Linked DNA regions of Homo sapiens: all the other regions are linked to region 1. Evidence: chromatin loops called from intact Hi-C (ENCODE). Cell type or tissue: PC-3. All regions are shown on one strand. Each heading gives the region's core, and the rest is flanking DNA. Links, peaks and the distances in the headings are about the cores only.

The links. A loop is a pair of places that touch in the nucleus more often than their neighbours do. Peaks named below come from ENCODE experiments on the same cell type or tissue, not always from the same donor. Only the 100,000 strongest peaks of a DNase experiment are listed, where the experiment ranks them.
Region 2: it touches region 1 in a loop (4-fold over the local background); 2 of 110 quality-filtered maps call a loop at or near these places.
Region 3: it touches region 1 in a loop (9-fold over the local background); 2 of 110 quality-filtered maps call a loop at or near these places.

The regions. Positions count from the first base shown.
Region 1 is chr3:59,571,903-59,578,060 of GRCh38, reverse strand. The region is part of intron 6 of CFAP20DC-DT (CFAP20DC divergent transcript); the gene reads right to left. Among named protein-coding and RNA genes, the nearest start is that of CFAP20DC-DT, 490 kb to the right of the region's middle. RefSeq lists a silencer at 2,324-2,618. In PC-3, for the core only: a CTCF peak has its summit at 2,457 (motif pointing left); DNase peaks (open chromatin) are centred at 2,450, 2,740 and 3,970; H3K27ac peaks cover 395 bases.
Region 2 is chr3:59,769,249-59,775,406 of GRCh38, reverse strand. The region is part of intron 8 of FHIT (fragile histidine triad diadenosine triphosphatase); the gene reads left to right. All of the region lies in intron 6 of CFAP20DC-DT (CFAP20DC divergent transcript), which reads right to left. Among named protein-coding and RNA genes, the nearest start is that of CFAP20DC-DT, 690 kb to the right of the region's middle. In PC-3, for the core only: no CTCF peak of the experiment used is centred there; a DNase peak (open chromatin) is centred at 3,426.
Region 3 is chr3:59,661,587-59,667,744 of GRCh38, reverse strand. All of the region lies in intron 6 of CFAP20DC-DT (CFAP20DC divergent transcript), which reads right to left. Among named protein-coding and RNA genes, the nearest start is that of CFAP20DC-DT, 580 kb to the right of the region's middle. In PC-3, for the core only: no CTCF peak of the experiment used is centred there; a DNase peak (open chromatin) is centred at 3,124; H3K27ac peaks cover 971 bases.

The DNA of each region.
Region 1 (6,158 bases), core at 521-5,520:
TCCCGGGGCTTGCTCAGCCAGGGAACCATTTTGTATCCTGGTTGTAGCAGTGTGACTGTGTGTGTGTGTGTGTGTGTGTGTGTGTGTGTGACAGAGTGAGAGAGAGAGAGAGAAAAAAAGAGAAAGAAAAAGAGGGAGAGAGAGCGCACGTATGCCTATGTACATGTGGTAGCCAATAACATTCCACAGACCCCACTCTGAAAACGTTCTCCCGGTAAACTGACTGCAGGAAACCTCCAGCCTGTCCTGCCTCAAGGCTCCCTGAGCTCTGAAATGCATTCTGCAGCTGGTACTACCCTCTGAGTACTGATGGCAGCTCCTGACTTGGAGGGTAGCCCCTAAAACAGGATGTCTTTCTCTGGCAGCAGAAAGGAAGGAAGTGGTCCACCTGAGCCTTGGGAATTGAGACTTTTGGGAACTGGGATGTGAAGGCTGAGAACGGGGAACCCAGATACCAGCCACAGTCCCATTTGCAGAGGCAACAGGATTTCTAACCAGGCCTCAGGCACTATTACTTGAGTTGTTAAGAGACAGCTGTCTTCACCTGATAGAGGTATTCACGAGGCCTGAAAATAAGCCCTTCTGGCAAAAATCCATCCTATACACCCATGAGGCACTTCCAAAATCCAAATGTTATAAAGAAAGTTTGACAGCACACAGGAAGCTGATATGTACACCTAACCTGTATTTTCTCATCCAAATGGGGTACCCAAAAGTGTGTCTGGAAATAGAGCACACAAGAGAGGAAGGAAAGTGGAGTAGGGACAAAGGAGAGAGGGGAGAGGGGGAGAGAACAACAGAGAGAGATCTAAGTTAAGGCTTCAGAACTGTGACACTCCGGCCAGTGCTGGCCATGAGACACCTGCTGAGGAAGGAAGCAAAGTGCCCTTTGCTTCTTTTTATTTTATTTTTAATTGATAAATAATAATTGTACATACTTATGGGGTATAACATGAAGTTACAATATGTACGATGTATAGAGGTCAAATCAAGATAATTCACATACATCAACTCAAACATCAATCATTTCTTTCTGTTGGGGATATTCAAAAGCCTCTCTTCTAGCTATCTAAAATATATAATAAATTACTGTTAGTTATAGTCATCCTACAGTGCCCTTTCTTCTGAGCCAGAGAAAAGAGACACACTCAAAAAAGACGTAAAATAACTCTGCTGAGATGAACATCTTGCATGCCCATTTGCTCTGCCAAACAGTCAAATCCCTCCAATAATTTAGAAATACAGGGTTATCTTGGGATATGGAGTGTGTCCCTACCACCAATCTGGACTCACCAACTGGGACTGTATTTTTGGTTTGGAATTAGCATGGACACAAGCTCAGAGGCAAAACTCACCATAAAAAAAAAAAATCCCATGGAGGCAAAGAATGGAACATCAAGAAAATGCTCTTACAAGCAGAACGTCAGACTAATGATGACGCTGGGATGAAACCAAGGAATATACAGTAGGAAATTCATTCAGACAATTAAGACACGAGGGCCATTAACTTAGTGACAGATTCCCACCCCTGGAGTTAACTGCTGTTTGCTAGCTGTGTGACTTTAGAAGTACTGCCAGACCTCTCTGGGCTTTATTTCCCTCATCAGTAAAGTGGTGATTAAAAGTTCCTACCCAGTAATGCTGCTGTGAGGTTTTAAGATTTTCTTAGAATAGCACCTGGCACATACTAGGCATTGAATAAATGATAGTTGTTATTATTGTTGCTGTTATTATTAATGTAATATGTAGTATGTTCTGCTAAGCAGGACAGAGGAAAATAGTAGCAGAATTAAATTCTAAGCAAAAGGGACAGGTTGGCATGTTTTTATTTGAGAGGACGAATCCCGCTGTGAGTTAACTCTTGGTGGCTTTTGTCTGGTGATGCTGAGTTACTTCTGGGACAATAAGCACGAGGCTGCTGCTATAGTCTCAAGATTCAACAGTAAATCACTGTGTATCCCTGCATCGTGTTGTTATTCTATGGATTAAACAAGATAATGCATGTAAAATGCTTAGCCCATAGTGGCATTTAATAAATAGCAGCTATTATTTCTGATATTCTCATTATCAATATCATTACAGCAATAATAATATTGTCACATACTAGCACCGAGTGATCCAATTTACAGTCTAACAATCATGCAGATGGAAGACTCAGCTGCAGCCTACCTGTTTTCCAAAAGGGGGTTAAAACTGATTTTCATCTTTTCCCTTTTTACGGTGAGATGATGAATATAAAAGTGTTTTGTAAATTCTAATGTATATTTCATCTTTTTTCTGAAAAATTAAAAAAATTAAAAGGCTCTCCCAATTTGTGGTCTCCAAGGTATTTTGCCTGCTACATTTTATTTTCAAAATGTTACCAGTACTTAATTCTCCCTGGTTCTCAGCAGTGGAAATGCTACGCCAATTGAAAGCCTCTGTCTGGAACACAAGAGAAATTCCGCCATCTGCTGGCCACTCGGAGAACTGCTCGGGAGAAGCTGCCCACAGACCCGTAACTACGGGGGTGGTAAAGGTGCAGGAAGGCTGACAGTCACCTGCCCGGTGGTTTGAGATCCAAGGGGGCATGGAGGACCCAGCCATCACTGTGGTCTCTGGAGGGTCACAGCTTGAATCCGTCTGCCATGCTCCTGCATGTGTGGCATCTGTCCCTGCCTGTCTCTCAGGACAACACCTGCCTTTGCAACTCTAGAAGCAGATGATAATTCAGAGACAGCAGGCCTGAGGTGCCAATCACTCTGTTCCTTGGCATTTTGCCCCATTCTTAGCCTGGCAGCACATCAAAGCCTGTTGCCTTCTGGCCTCTGCTGGAGGCTTAGGCCGCCACAGGCTCCAGGTCTCCTTGGCTATGTCCCTTCCTCTCCCCAGGGCCTCCACCATGTGTGAGACAATGCAGCCCACCAGGAATTGAGGCAGGGGCCACCCCCACTGAGCTGGGTGAACAGAGATGCTGTCCAACCCCAGGGCTTACTGCGCCAGGTTCCACCTCTCCTGGGCAGTGAGCAGCTCTTGTCAAGTCCTTATTTTATTTAATTTTATTTTTTATTTTTTTTCAGACGGAGTCTCGCTCTGTCACCCTGGAGTGCAGTGGCGCGATCTCGGCTCACTGCAAGCTCCGCCTCCTGGGTTCACGCCATTCTCCTGCCTCAGACTCCCGAGTAGCTGGGACTACAGGCGCCCGCCACCACGCCCGGCTAATTTTTTGTATTTTTAATAGAGACGGGGTTTCACCGTGTTAGTCAGGATGGTCTCGATCTCTTGACCTCGTGATCCGCCCACCTCGGCCTCCCAAAGTGCTGGGATTACAGGCGTGAGCCACCGCGCCCGGCCCAAGTCCTTATTTTAAACACACATTTCAACACAGAGAAAGCCTCACACACAATGGAAGGCTCTTAGCACCTAGGAAGAGGACTCTAGGAGACTGCTTCTGAGCCAAATGCATTAATGTGTAGACCATACAGAAGCTGACCCATGTTGAGCACTTACCATATGCCAGGCATTGTCACATGTGTTTTCATGGATTAAGGCATTTAATCCTTACAACAACTCTCTGAAGAAGATACAATTACTATCCTTATTTTACAGGTGAGAAAACTGAGGCACAGACAGTCCCAGCAGCTTACACAAGGATTTCTAGCTTGCCACTGGTGGAGCTGGGACTTGAACCCAGGCTGCCTGGCTCCAGAATTCACATTTCCAATCCCTATGTTTGATCTAAATACTTAATTTAACATGGAAAGACCAAACACAGTAATACTCCTTATGCACAATTTTGCTTTCATGGTTCCAGTTACCCAAAGTCAATTGGAAGTCAGAAGATATTCAATGGAGAACTCCAGAAATAAACAATTCATCAATTTTAAATTGCATGCTCTCTGAGTGTGATGAAATCCTGCTCTGTCCTGCCTGGGATGTGAATCCTCCCTTTGTCCAGTGTGTCTGCACTGTCCACACTCCCTGCCCATTAGTCACTTGGCAGCGAGTTTGTTTATTAGATCGACTGCCAAGGGACTGCGTGCTTGTGTTCACGGAACCTGTATTGTACTTATTAAAAGCCCCAAAGCATAAGAGTAGTGATGCTGGGATATTGTTGTAATTGTTCCATTTTTATTATTGTTGTCATTAATTTCTTACTGTGCCTAATTTATATTAAACTTTATCATAGACATGTATGTATAGGAAAAAAATATAGTATATATAGGTATACAGGGTTTTGTACCATTCGTGGTCTCAGACATCCACTGGGGGTCTTGGAATGGTCACCTGAAGATAAGGGTGGACTACCGTAATGCAAGAGCATGAGAGGTCATTGACATGATGGAGTCTTATGATCACAAGCAGAGGCTCCCCGGTACTGACAATGGGGATCCAACTTGAGAGATCACAGATGAGTGATGGCTAGAGTGAAAGAAGGAGGTTCTGGGAAACAGGAACCCAGCGAGAATCAGGGATGGGTCAGTACAGTCATATGAGAACATGAAAGAGATAGAGACCAACAGGAAAACAAAGACCAAGGGACAAAAGTCTTATCCATTTATTTAGTCTTCATATTTATTTATATTTATTATTGAAACTGAATAAACTTAGCTCAACCACAGACCCATGCAGCTCGTGGAGCTGAGGAGGGGCACTGCTGATAAACAGCATGAAATAGTTCAGTTGCCAGACTGGGGGTTGGCCTTGGTGTTAAACCACTGCCCAACACGGCAGGACTAGCGGACCATCTTCCATGCCCTCAGGTGTGGTGGACTGCTCACACCTACCCATCCCTACCACCAACAGGCCCTGCGAATGGCACTGTCACTCTCACAGGGTCTACAGGAGGCCAGGCACTGAGACTGCTGGGGAGACCAGGAGACTGCATTACATACTACATGTACCCCACCTTCATGGAGTTTACATTCTGGTGGGGGCAAGGGAAGGGCACAGAATGCAAACAGGTAAAGTAAGTAAAATAGTTACAAATTGGAAGATATGCTTTAAAGGAAATGAACAGGACACTGTGCTGGTGAACAATGGGGAAAAAGATCCACTGAACACAGAGAAAACCCAGCAGTGTTTGGCCAGGCCTCTCATTTCAAAGGGCCTCCTATTCCCAATGCTGCGGAGCCTTGCAAAGGTGCAGGGGGCAACTTACAGACCGAAAGATGTCACACTTGCGGCTCTGATCAGTCCTGTGCCAGGACCTCACCACCACACCGCAGGACTCAGCTTCTATGCTACATGTTCTTTTAATGAACTCTCCATCTTCTTGTGTGTCAGTGAATTTGAGTCCCATTGTATCTTTCATTGTGATAGACAAATGATATAATTTTAATTATTCTGCAAATTTGGGCCCTTGATTTGGCTTTTCATTTGTTGGGGGAGGCGTGGGAGCCTCAAAAACAGGTGTGTTTAGCTGCTGGTGCTGAAGGAAGGCCTCCAGGAGGGGGGTGGACTTCAAGTTGGGAGCTGCAGGAAGAACTGAGGGGAAGAAGGGCACTTCCAGCTGTATGATGAGGCTACTACCTGTTTGGAGGACAAAAGCCAACTCTCAAGGACTTACATTAAAAAGAAAATTTAAATACAGTTAGGAAATAAAAGATCTCGGTAAGTTCTAGTAGAAAGGCGTAGAATAAGTCCAAGACAAACCGATTCTAATTTAGCCAAAAGTGGGAAGAACAAAGACCTTCTGTACAACTTAACACTATCCTTAAGCTTGATTTCTCAAGATTCACAGGGAGAGATTTTGAAATGAATCACTGAATTGTAAGAAGCTAGGTCAACTGGCAGATTGTGTATCTCAGATTCATCCTGCTTCTGAAAATAGGCATTAAAACTGCAGCAACCTGGAAAAAATAAAAGCTGAGGTGGGATTTTAAATGACAGCCATAAGGACATGCCTTGTGGTGAAAGATGGTGGTTGGATAAGGAAGGGCTGCTCAGCTGTCTACTAAGGGACGCGGTCTCTGGTTCATTCCTCAAGAGTTTCCATAGGCTGCACAGGACAACAGCTTTCTCATTTAGGCTGGAGTTGAGGATGCTTAAAGTTTTGTTTTTTTCCACAACTACCTGCACTTTGAGGGCAACAAAGTGAGAATGACTCATGAGAGATGGTCCTGTTTGGACCAGAGGCAAAGCAACAACCAGCCCATCTGGGGAAAATTTGTCTCTAG
Region 2 (6,158 bases), core at 569-5,568, 200 kb before region 1:
ACCTAGAGGAAAATTACTTACAACTAGATTTTCAGACCTTCTGCATCTGCCGGAGCCTGTGGCCTGGTCACTACAGGCGGGTAAGGAATGTTAAGCAGATTTCTGTGCAGAGAGGTCACTCCAGCATTGCAGTGGTTTGAACCTGGTAGGAGAAAGGGCACTTCTGACACAGCACATTGCCGTTCATTGCAAACCCTAAACACCCCCAGGACCTGATCGGGATGAATAGAAATCATCAGCTCTGGAATTAGGGGGTCCAAACACAAGGCTCTGTGGAATGATTGATGCTAAATTAATTGCTTGTTGAACAAATAAGCACATGAGTCGAAACTGGGAATTATAGCCCAGAGCAGTGCTTCTCAAACCTTAATGTGCCTATGAATTTCTTGGCGATCTTGTTAAAATAGAGTTTTTAGTTCAGTCGGTCTGAGATGAAGCCTAAGCTCCGGCATTTTTAACAAGCTCCCAAGTGATGCTGATGTCGCTGGTCTATAGACTACACTTGGTGTATCAAGAGAAGTTAAGAATTTGAGTTTGGCAAGCAGATAGAACCACATTCAAGTCCTGGCCACTTTCTGGCCGTGGAGCCTTAGGAAAATTACTTCCCTCCTCTGCACTTGATTCATGCAACAAATATGTATTGAATCTCACGTGTGGGCTGTTTAACTGTGCTTAAACAGCTGGAACAAGACAGAAAATGATGCCACTCTCCTAGGTCTTTAATTTGATGGGGAGACAGACAGGAAAAAAAGTTAAAGCAAAAATGTGTCATTACAATTTGTGATAACTGCTAGCAGTAATATTAATGGTGGCTAACATTTATTGAGAACCTACTATGGATGAGGCACTATTTAAGGAAGTTCACATATATCAACTCATTTAATCTTCATAACAACTCTGTTAGGTATGTATGCTCATCTTCTGTTTTCAGATACAAACACTGAGGCACAGGCAGGTGAGGTAACTTGCCGAACCTCACACACCAAAAAGTGGTAGAGACGTGATTTTAAGTCAATCGGTCCAGTTCTGGAATGAACGTTCTTGACTGGGGTCTGCATACTTTCTCTAAAAAGGGCCAGATGGTAAATATTTTAAGCTCTTCAGGCTATTCAGTTTCTGTCGCAAATCCTTAGCTCTGCTGCTGTAGCCCAAAAGCAGCCAAAGACAGTAAATGAGTGAGTGTGACTGTGTTCCAATAAAAGCCCCTTTACCAAATCAGGCACCTGGCCAGATTTGACCCAGTGGCTGTCGTCTGCCAATGCCTGTTCTTGATCATTATCCAAACCAGCGCATCTCACGCTGTAGGGCAGCCCTGTCCAAAATAAACATAATGGGAACCACACATGTGACTATCAGTTTTATAGTAGCCATATTAAAAAAACAGATAAAATTAATTGTAATATTTTATTTAATCCAAAATATCATAAATATTATTTCAGTAGGTAATTAACATGAAATAATTATTAATGAGATATTTTACAGTCTTTTTCACAGTGTCTCCTAAATCTGGTATGTACTTTACACCTGCAATACCTCTCAGTTCAGACAAGCCGTTTTACAGGGGCCTGGTAGTCACATGGGGCTGATGGCTAAGGTCCTGGGCGAGGCAGCTTTAAAGTATTGAGGAATCATTTGGGATGGGGCCTTATGTTCTGCTTTTCTAACAAGCCGCCAGGTGATGTTGGTCTGCAGTCCACACCCGGGACATCAAGATGAAGCCTGCCTCCCTGGGAAGAAAGGAAGAAAGTGCAGGAAGATGGCACAGGAGATGCCAGGCAGTGTAGGGTGCTCCAGGAAGGCTTCGTGAAAAGAGGGAATTAATTACATTGGAAATTGAGACCCAGAGGGTGAGAAGGAGCTAACTCAGGGAACAGTGGGAGGAAAAAGGTCTAAGCAGGATTTTAAAAACATTTTCGATTAAGTGAGTCAAAGCATGCAACCACTTAACATTGAGCTCATGAGGACTCCTAGATTTTTGTGACAATACAAAGGCAGAGAAGATACGCAGCTTTTTGGACCCTCTAGTGTCTCCCTCTCCCCATGCTGGATTAGGTACCCCCTTTCTGTGACTCCCACAGTTGCCCATATTTTCCTCATCACAGCACTTTACAGGCCTTTTGCAGGTGCCTGCTTATTTTCCGGGTCACCCACCGGGGCTGTGAGCTCTGGGCAGGCAGGGCTTGAAGCTTTATCATGGCTCTGCTCGAAGCCTGCTTGTCAGCTAGTGTGCTTTGACTGTGTGAGAATGAAGACAGGGGCCTTACAGAATAAGATTTCCACTCAAGATACAACTGAATTGTGGACCCCTTGAAAACCTTAAGGTGGAAACTCTCAAACAAAAAAATTCAGAGGAGGGAGATGAGCATTGTTTGTTTGAAGTAGGAAAAAGAGGACTTGTGGTACATATGAGCTTTGTGGTCACAGGCAGGTAAGCCACAAGCCGGAAAGCCTACAAATGTGTTCGTTGTGGCAGTCAAAGTAAGTACATGTGAATGAGCTTTGAGAGGGGGCCCTGGCCCTACACTTCCTACATGAGGCTGCTGCTTTTCTCCCTCGATATTCGCTGACCACCACAGGGCTGAATTTGGAGTTGTGGATGCACAAGCTAGTTGCAGTTATATGTAACATCGAGCTCTTCTGGGTGGTCTAAATCTAAAGCCCTGCAAACCCCACACCTCCAAACTCCACTAATGTTCATAGAAGGCTCACAGGGTTCTTTTGCCTTCTCGTTAGGATAATTTTAGACATTTTTTGTGGCATTGCCTCTCCTGAAGAGGCACTATGCACAGTGGTTACGAGAGCTGGCCTTGGCACCAGCCTGCCTGCATTTGCATCCCAGCCCTGTGCCTACCTGGGCCAGTTCCCCGACCTCTCTGTGCTCAGCTTCCTCATGTCTGAAATGGGGATAGTAACACTGCCACCCTGATAAGATGGTCATGAAGATTAATGAATAAATGTAAAGTGTTTAAAACAGTGTTTGCACACAGTCAGTGTTCACTGTTACTGTTCTAAATGGCTTCCACCTGCATTGCTGCATATGTTCCTCCCAGCAATCCTTCAGAAAAGGTGAGGCAAACCGGGGTGATTTCTGCCTAATAGCGTGGGTGATAAAAGTGAGATTCAAGGAGATGAAACAACATGACCCAGAGGGAGTGATAGAGCTCAAGTCCAGGTCTTCTAACTTCAAATTCACTTAACATTCACTTTATACTTGCTTTATGTGGGGCCTGGAATGTAGATTAGTGAATGCAGATCAACGAAGCACAGCAGAGCTCCCCCTCAGTGGTGGAGGTGGGTGTGCTAACATGGAGATACAAGCCAGTGACTGTGGAGGGGGACTGTCCTGGTCAAGGTTGTGCGAGTGCATGTTATGTGTTTGTTTTAGTGTGTCATAAAGTTGCTGGGCTCCTTGGAGGCAGATGTATCCTTTGTGGGCTTTAAAGCTGTGACTCATGGATCCCTGAGGGTGTACAAACCTTCTAGAAATTTCAAGTAAAGTGTATGCATTTATGTGTGTGCACACATTTTTCTAGGGAAAGGAGTCATACATAGCTTTGATCAGATTCTAAAAAGTGCTGACATGCCTAAAAATGATAAGCACTCCCGTTTTAGAGCAACTTAGAGGTAATTTGTGAAATTTTTTTATGACGAGAAGTCTGTGTCTTGAGTGTGAGCTTGTGCACGTTCCCCACAGACATAGAGACACTACTAGTCTGAAGAAGGAAAGTAATTCTTCTTAGGACAACCCTTCCTGCTGTTCTTCCATGTCAGCATTTCCAGTGATTTGCTGGGCCAAGGAGTAGCTGCCCTTTAGTAATTATTTAATTGCTTAGAACTTTATTTCCCCATCTGCAAAGTGGGAGGCGATAGCTTCTACTTCACAACACTCTATGGGGGGTTTCACCCTCAAACATACCCCAAATGTAATAGGCCCTCAATGAACCTGACCTCCCTTCTTTATCTGGTGTCAAGCTTTCCGTTGGATCTATTCCAGGAGATATTCTTGGAGAATTGTCTTTTTTAAAAATTATTATCATATTCCCATGCTTTTCCTCCTGGATAAAGGTTGTATCTTTTCCCCAGAATGATTCTCATTTCCTGTCTTTGGCCTTTATAGAGCAGGTTCATTCTCTCTTGTTCTCCTTCCATCTATTATGACATCTTGGGAAAGCCCACCTGTTCTTCCTTCTGCAATTCGATTCATTGAGTTGTGCTCTGTTATTTGTTGTCTTTTGTAATTGGTAAGTGGTATTTTTGGTCCATTATTGTCTTATGTGAGAAGAGAACAAAATAATCCCGCTACCCTCACCCTAAGAAAATTTAAATTCCATGTTGTTGCCCTCCAAAACTAGAGTGCAGGTATTTCAAGCAGTCATTTTACGTGTTAAATAAAAGAGGCGATGTGCAAATGTGAAAACAGGCACCATCTAAGCTTGACTTTTACCTTAGAAGCATTACAGTGTTCATAGTGCTTCATCCACTTCTGGGATTTGTTGTATTGATTCTTTCAGCCTCCTGGGCAGAAGCAGAGTGGCACAGGCATGGGTGAGGTCAAGGGTTGAGCATGGGAGTCCGAAAGGCCTGTTGTGGACTCCTTCCCTGCCACTTGACAGCTGTGCAGACCTGGACACATCACATAGCTTTTCTGAGCCTTGGCATCTGTGAAACGGGGAGTAGTGGTAACCAGAGTATATGTATTAGAGGGCTAGGGCTGCCGTAATCAAGTACCACAACCTGGGTGGGTGGCTTAAACAATGGAAATTTGTCGTTTTACAGTTCTGGCAACTACAAGCCCGAGGTGAAGGTGTCAGCAGAGCTGTTCCTCCTGAGGGCTCTAAGGGAGAATCTGTTCAGTGTGTCCACTTCACTGCTGGGAGTTTGCTGATGATCTTTGGCATTCCATGGCTTAGAGATCCGTCACCCCAATCTTTGCCTTCATCTTCACTTAATCTCTTTGCGTGCATGGCAGCTGCTGGGTCCAAATTTTCCCTTTGTATAAGGACACCAGTCATATTAGATTAAGGCTGACCCTAATGCCCTTCTTTTAACCTGATTACCTCTACAAAGACCCTATTTCCAAACCAAGTTACATTCTGAGACATTGTGGATTAGGGCTTCAACATATATTTCAGGAGGATGCAATTCAACCTATAGTAATAACTAATTACCACATAGGGTTGTTAGGACGATTCGATGAGATAGTCCACAAAAAAGAGCTTTTTGCAGTGCCTGGCACATGGTAAGCCCTAGGTGAATTGAGCCTTATTAGTGTGGGAACTTATCATGCCCTCGTTCAACCAGAAGCTGACCTTTCTCCCTTACAAGTCTGGGCATTTTTCTGTGTTTTGTTTAGTTTTGTTTTGCTTTTCCTTGTCTCTCATTTTTCATCAACCCAAATTGAAATGGAAAAGGCAATGCATAGAGCAGTTGAAACATGGACAATTCTGTCATTTGACCATCAGAATTCCTTCTACTGTCATTTCTCCTCAGTTTGAATTTATATTAGTAAAAACAGATTTGTGTGTGTAAAAATACACAGAAACATACTATAACAGTTCAATCCGTGTAAATCATTTGAGAAGCTGTCCTAAATAGCAGAATGGGTTTATCTGAGGGGAAATTTTGAAACCAAAGTAATTATCAGATGGCCATTTTTTTCAAAAAAAAAAAAAAAATCAAAACTAGTCCAGTATTGAGAAAACACGTTATTGGAATCAAATAAGCTGGCAGCAAAGTCTGCCGTTCCGTGTGTACTGCTATGGTATCCGAAACATAATTATCAAGTTTAAGTTAATTAGACTAATGCTCAGAAAATCTGGCCTGGCAGCTTGCGGTAAGTAATTATATATACTGATTAAAAATGTAATACGTGGTGAGCAGAGGCAAAGGCAACTCCATTCGACACAGCCTGTGCACATACATAATTAAGAAGCCATGTAGAAGAGTGCACACAATGAGAAGGAACTTTGTAGAGACTAGCAGGCGTCCAGCCAAGCCTTCTACAGGGTGGGATGCAGGTTCCCACCTTACCCAATGGAGGGTGAGCAGGTGTCACTGTGGGGCCAGCACAGAGAGGGCACGTGACCATGGGTTCTCACTGCTTGGCAGATCACCCAAAACACACTCCGAGCCACAGCCTGGTGCTCCAGCCTGTCGTT
Region 3 (6,158 bases), core at 569-5,568, 90 kb before region 1:
TTCTATCCCTAATGGGCAGAAAACCTGGAGTATAATATTTTGATACCTAACATTTAAAAATACATAAGCCATGTGCTATTATTGTCCAAGTGATAACACCATTTTGTGATTATTAACCAAACAATAAATTCTCCAAAGACTCCTAGGGATGTAACTTTGTCTTTCTCATGATTTTTCTGTGGGTATCCATGGAAGCACAGCAAAGAGTTTTTGCCTCTAAATATTCTCATATGGAAATTCTGATTACATTCCACTACATATCAGCAATGAGAAGTCTAAAATACACAAAATACAACATTTATCTTTAGACTATATTAATATTTTATTTATGTGATGGTCTGACATCTGAGCCCAGAATAAATATTTTAGAAATTTCTTTAATTTCTCAAAAATCCTTTAATTGATCCTTCTTTTGGCTAGTCTCTTTCTTCAGTATTAAACTTTGAACTCCTGAGTTACAATTAGCAGCACACACTGCCGTCCTTACAAACAGAGGGAGTTAAGTTTCATATACCCAAATGTTCAGTCTAGCAGCATCCACCATGGTTCTGGCTGCTGCCAGGACCCAGAGGTTGTGATTAAGAGTCCATTCATGCTGTCGGTGGCACCACTGGAACTAAATTGCATCTCTTGGCCTTTGGCTTCCAGGTTTATAAAACTATGAAAGCCATATTCGTTTCCTTCATTGGCTTGCTCTAAGAAGCTAACACCAGTGTTGCCGGCCCATTCAAAAATGCATGACATAAATGTCAAAGCCCCATCTGAATGATGTTTTTCTTGTAGAAATTGTTTTTCCTAAGGTGATTTTAATAACATAGCTAGCCATCTGGCATACCTAGGGTAAGCAGAGAGAAGAGGACCCAATATTTAGATTTATCAATAAGTAAATTTAAGACTAATGATGTTTTACATTATGTGAGTACTTTCTACTTTGTCAGAAGATCTGTCACAGGATTCCTGTAGCGAGCTTTCCTGGAGCATTTGAAATGTGATTCGATTTATGGAAAATCAATTCACAGGTTACTTTTTGAGGATATATTTATTTTATAAAGTATCAAACCTTAGGGATCCTGATTTTTTTCAAATAAAGTTTGCCTGTGTGGAGTGTGCCAGGGCAGGAGTTTGAGGAGGTTATATTGTGTAGGGAAGATATCTGATAAATACATTTTGGATGATAGGATGAATGAAAAAACAAGTGGATGGTTGGATGGGTAGGTGAGAAGACAGATGAATCAATGAATGAGTTAGCAAATGAAATAAATGAATTAGAGTTTTGGAAGATTTTCTGAATTGTCAGAAGGGAAAGGGGATGTTTACTAGCTACCAGTTCATTCATGCCTAAGTCACGCCCTTGCCCAGTCTGTGGCATTCCAAAATGCAAGCATGAATATGGAATCAAATAAATATTTTTCAAATGTCAGTGTACCTGGGGTGAAAAGAAAAAGAGACGATGACTGTCAAGGTAACAAATTTACATATTTATTTCAGACTATATTAAATTAAAAAGTGACATCCATCAAAATTACCTAAGCCAAAGTTATTGTTGATCCTTCCCACATTGTTAAATTCTGTGGTCATTCTGACACCCCACACCATTTACCCAGCAGCAGCATTTAGGGTGGATGACAACTTGCACCTTATTTTTTTATTTTTTTTTTTTTTGAGATGAGGTCTCTTGCTCTATCACTCAGGCTGAAGTCCAGTAGCATGATCACAGCTCACTGCAGCCTTGACCTCCTGGGCTCTGGTGATCCTCCCATTTCAGCCTCCCAAGTAGCTGGGACTACAGGTGCATGCCATTACACCAGGCTAATTTTTGTATATTTTGTAGAGATGGGCTTTGCCATGTTGCCCAGGCTGGTCTCTAACTCCCGGGTTTAAGCAATCTGCCTGCCCCAGCCTCCCAAAGTGCTGGGATTATAGGCATGAGCCATCGTGCCCGGCTGCACCTTCTTGATACATTGTCCTCCCTTGGCTTCCAGAAGTCTCAATTGTCATGGTTTCATGAGCAAGTTTGCTTCCAGGAGCCCCCATCAACAGAGGCATGTGCTTTCACTCCAGCCACATTAGACTCCTCACTGTCCCCAGACATTCTTTGCCATTCCCAACTGTGGTGCCTTTGCTTCTACTGATTATTCTGCCCAGAGTGATCTCCACATTCCTTTCTTCCTAGTGAAACTCCATTCATGCTTTGAGACCCGAAATTACTAGTTCCTCATCCCAAAGCCTTTTAGGAATTCTCTTCCTATCCTCCAATCTCTCTCCTCTACTTGGTTTCTGCCTCTATGTAGTAGCACTGATAACAGGAGTGATCCAAGCGATTATAGGAGGGATGGGAACAGTAATAGGCGTAATAAAATGGGGAGGAAGAGAAGCAGATAGATTTAGTGAACATTTACTATTACTAGACACTGGGCTAATTCTTTCATATTCATTATTTTACCGAATCCTTACAAGGGCAGTTATTAGCATCACTTTATAGAGGACACACCTGAGGCTTTAAGCGGGTGTTTGAATTACCTGAGATCATCCAGCTAAAGTGTGGAAGTGAGCTGTGAAACCCAGGCCTAACTCTGTCCAGAGTCAAAATGCAAAACCACCAGCATTTGGTGTGGATGATCACTCGCAACTTTTTTTTTTTCAAAGTCTTACCCTGTCACTCAGGCTAGAGTGCAGTGGTCATTCTAATACCCCACACTATTTACCCACTAGCAGCATTTGGTGTGATCACAGCATGATGCTGCCCCATAACACTGTGTTAGATTTATTGGTGTCTCTAGCTCCCCATCTCCTCCTTGAGGGCAAGGAAGTGTCTCTATAGTTCCAATGTTTGGTTAGTACCAGGTGTTTAGGGCATGTTTTTTAACTAAATGAAGGAAGGTGGCATATTTTCAAGAGTAAGAATGGGCTTGTGATGATCTCTGCTGAGCTTTTGTACACAATTTTGGAGGTAGCCAGTAAAAGCCAGTTGGGCTCTGTCTTAACTGGACCTGCCAGTCCCAAAATGGGGATGGGAATTGTGTGGGAGTCATTTTAGTGTGAAATCACACTGCTTCCAGGGTGAAGAGGCCCTTCCACCCTGGGTATTTCACAATTTCTTGGCCTTACTTCTGGCTGCCTGATATACTTAGTTGGATGTTTACATAGCAGAGTTTACTCTAGCAGAGGAAGAATGAGTATGTCCTCTCTGTGGCAAGCAGTTGAACTTACTGAGACTGACACCAGTCAGATTTTATCTCAGTGGCTCTTTCACCTCTTGGTAGCCCCTTGAAAAACCTTATTTACTCAAGATGAGCCCTGGCTTTCAACTGCTATTGGAGGACATCCTTCAATTCACTCTCAATGAACAGCGGGGATAGCTCAGTCCTCACTCACATTCCTGCCCCCTTTCCCTACTTGTCCTCATCAAAGCCCGCTCAAGACTACCACCACCATCTTTTCGTTGCATTTATTGCTCCTATACGCTCCCTCAGATCTCCCTGTCTTTTTTTTTTTTTTTTTTTTTTTTTTGAGACGGAGTCTCGCTCTGTCGCCCAGGCTGGAGTGCTGTGGCGCAATCTCGGCTCACTGCAAGCTCCGCCTCCCGGGTTCACGCCATTCTCCTGCTTCAGCCTCACGATCCCTGTCTCTTAACAGCCAAGCAATGCATGCCCTTTGGTCAGGTCACACTCTAAATAAGGACAACACCAATAAGTCAGAACGTTGTGCACTTGTAGAGTGCGTTGTGACTTATCAAATGTCTTTTTACCCATTATGTTAATTGCACTTTTCTAGTACGGGTGCACCATACTTTCTCCTGGAGCAAAACTCTTAAGTCAGTTTATTTTTTTTCAAATTCAGAAGATGAGAACCATGCAGGATATCATTAAAATAAATCTTTCATTTTATGTTTTACCAAAGATACTTGGTGTCTACTATAATACCTGTAAGTCGGCTCAGCACAAGGACTACAGAGACAACTGTGATAGTATCCCTGCTCCCAGGTGCCCCTGCTTTGGAGCCCAGATAAAAAATAAATAAATAAACAATTGCAAAGGCTGAGGAAAGTGGAACTTACAGGGATAAACACACACAAGAAAACACAGGAATGGGGAAACATCACTGCTAGGGTTGACCAAGAGGATGTGAATCATGAAGAAGGGTTATTCCATGCACAAATACCAAGAAAGGGGTCCTTTTTAAATTACAGCAATATGTATTGAATGCCTACCACATTTCAGGCATGGAGGATATGACAGTGGGTATGACAAATGTCCTTGCTCTCAAGGAGATTATAGTCTAGTGGAAAGACTAGCAAACAGATCAATCCAAAAGAAGCTTTAGAAAGCTGTGATCTTTTTAGACTTGTGCCACAGAACCATGACACCCTCCCACTCCATGCTGACCTTGTCACTGCCATGTACTAGTCTTCTGGTCATTCCTTCCCATCCATCAGAGATGTGGGCATCTGACTCATGGACTGCCTCTTCAACCGAGACAATGCTTTTTATGTGGCAATCTATCTGCATCCCTGCCTCTCAGGTTCTGACATCCTCATCTCCAATAAGCCCCTCTTCTATTTGCTCTCTATCACCTCCTGGGAAGTTACACCCTAGACCCTGTGATCACTCAACATTTCTCCATGGCCATAAGCCTGAATTTTAGCCTTAGGTTCTGACTATGGACTCCTCTCCTACTATTTTCTTTAACTATATTCTCTAAGACTCTTTATTGACTTCCCAGGGACTGCTGACCCCTTGAGCAGAAGTTGGGTGTATTCTGCCTTCCCAAATACTCAAAGGCAAAAGACTTTGCCACCATTTCCTGTCAAAGTGCTTAATGTAGTAGGTGTTCAGTAGAAATTTATCCAGTCTTTGTTGATGTTTATAGAGCACCTGCTAAGTGCCTGGCACAGTGGTGGAGTGGGCAGGCACGGCAACTGTAGTCACTTTTACAGCCTGCTGGTGACTACACATCTGAATCCATTGTCTGGAGGTCATCTCTGAAAACACTAATAAGAAACTGTTCTTAAAAGTTTTTAGAAGCTTAATCTTCTTGGCCAATTCTCCCCAGGCCCCAAAGAGAAAAATCAGGGTCCATCCTATTACAATTCCATAATTGTTTGATTCTTTTCTACTAAGAACCACTAGGATGAACTAGCTAAGAAATGACTTTGCAGGCACCATCTATTTTAGGTAGATCTTCTTTTCTTTGCTTGTAGCAGTTTTCTATACTTGATACTTTGCTCAAAACTCCTCAAATTCCCATTGGAATTAGAGGGCTTACCACCTTCAGGGGGCCTTTCAAATGATAAAGGAAGTCAAATATATTTCTAAAGCCAAGCCAGGAAAGCCCAGCAGCTTTGAAAGCATAAGCACAGGGTCTTTATAGTGACTGAGTAATATTAGGGCACCAAGTACTCCAAAATAAGGGGAAAAGAAGCACATTTTTATGTCATTCTTTTAGAAGAGGATCCATGATGAAGAAATGGGTCTAAGTGTGAGTTTCCATTGTCAGGATACTACAGCAGCCAGAGTGGTCTGTTAAAAGTTTCAAAACCCGGTGACTCAGACCTCTACACTTATGGTCAAAGCCAGTCTTGAATGAGGCCAGTGAGGGTCTGCATGATCTGAGCCAGAGCGACCTCCCTCCTGCTCATCACACATTAGCCACTATGGTAGCTTCCTGGTTTCTCTCACAGGGCCAAGTTGACTTTTGTCTTCAGGGCGTTTGAACTTGCTCTTCTGCTTGGAACCCTCTTCCTCCAGATTCTTCTATTACTGGCTTCTTCCTGCCAAATGGGGCTCATCACCCAATGTAGTTACTCCTAGCCTTAGTCATTCTCCATGCATGGTCCAGTTTGTTTGAATGCTTAGCATGCAACTTGAAATTATCTGTTGGCTTATTTATTTCAGTTATTTATTATTCCCAGCCCCCTTCAGAGTGTAAGCACCTTGAGAGCAGAAATCAGACTTGGTCATTACTGTATAATCAGAGCCTAGAAAAGTCCCTGGACATAGTTGACACATGGTACATATTTTTTGAGTAAATGATTTGCAAACACTGAGTAATTTCTCCATCAAAGGGCCTTCCCAAGCCACAGCATCAAATCCATACATAAATGTGGCATATGAAGCAATTAATCCAAAACTTTGCTTATCATGCACCACCAATGGCAG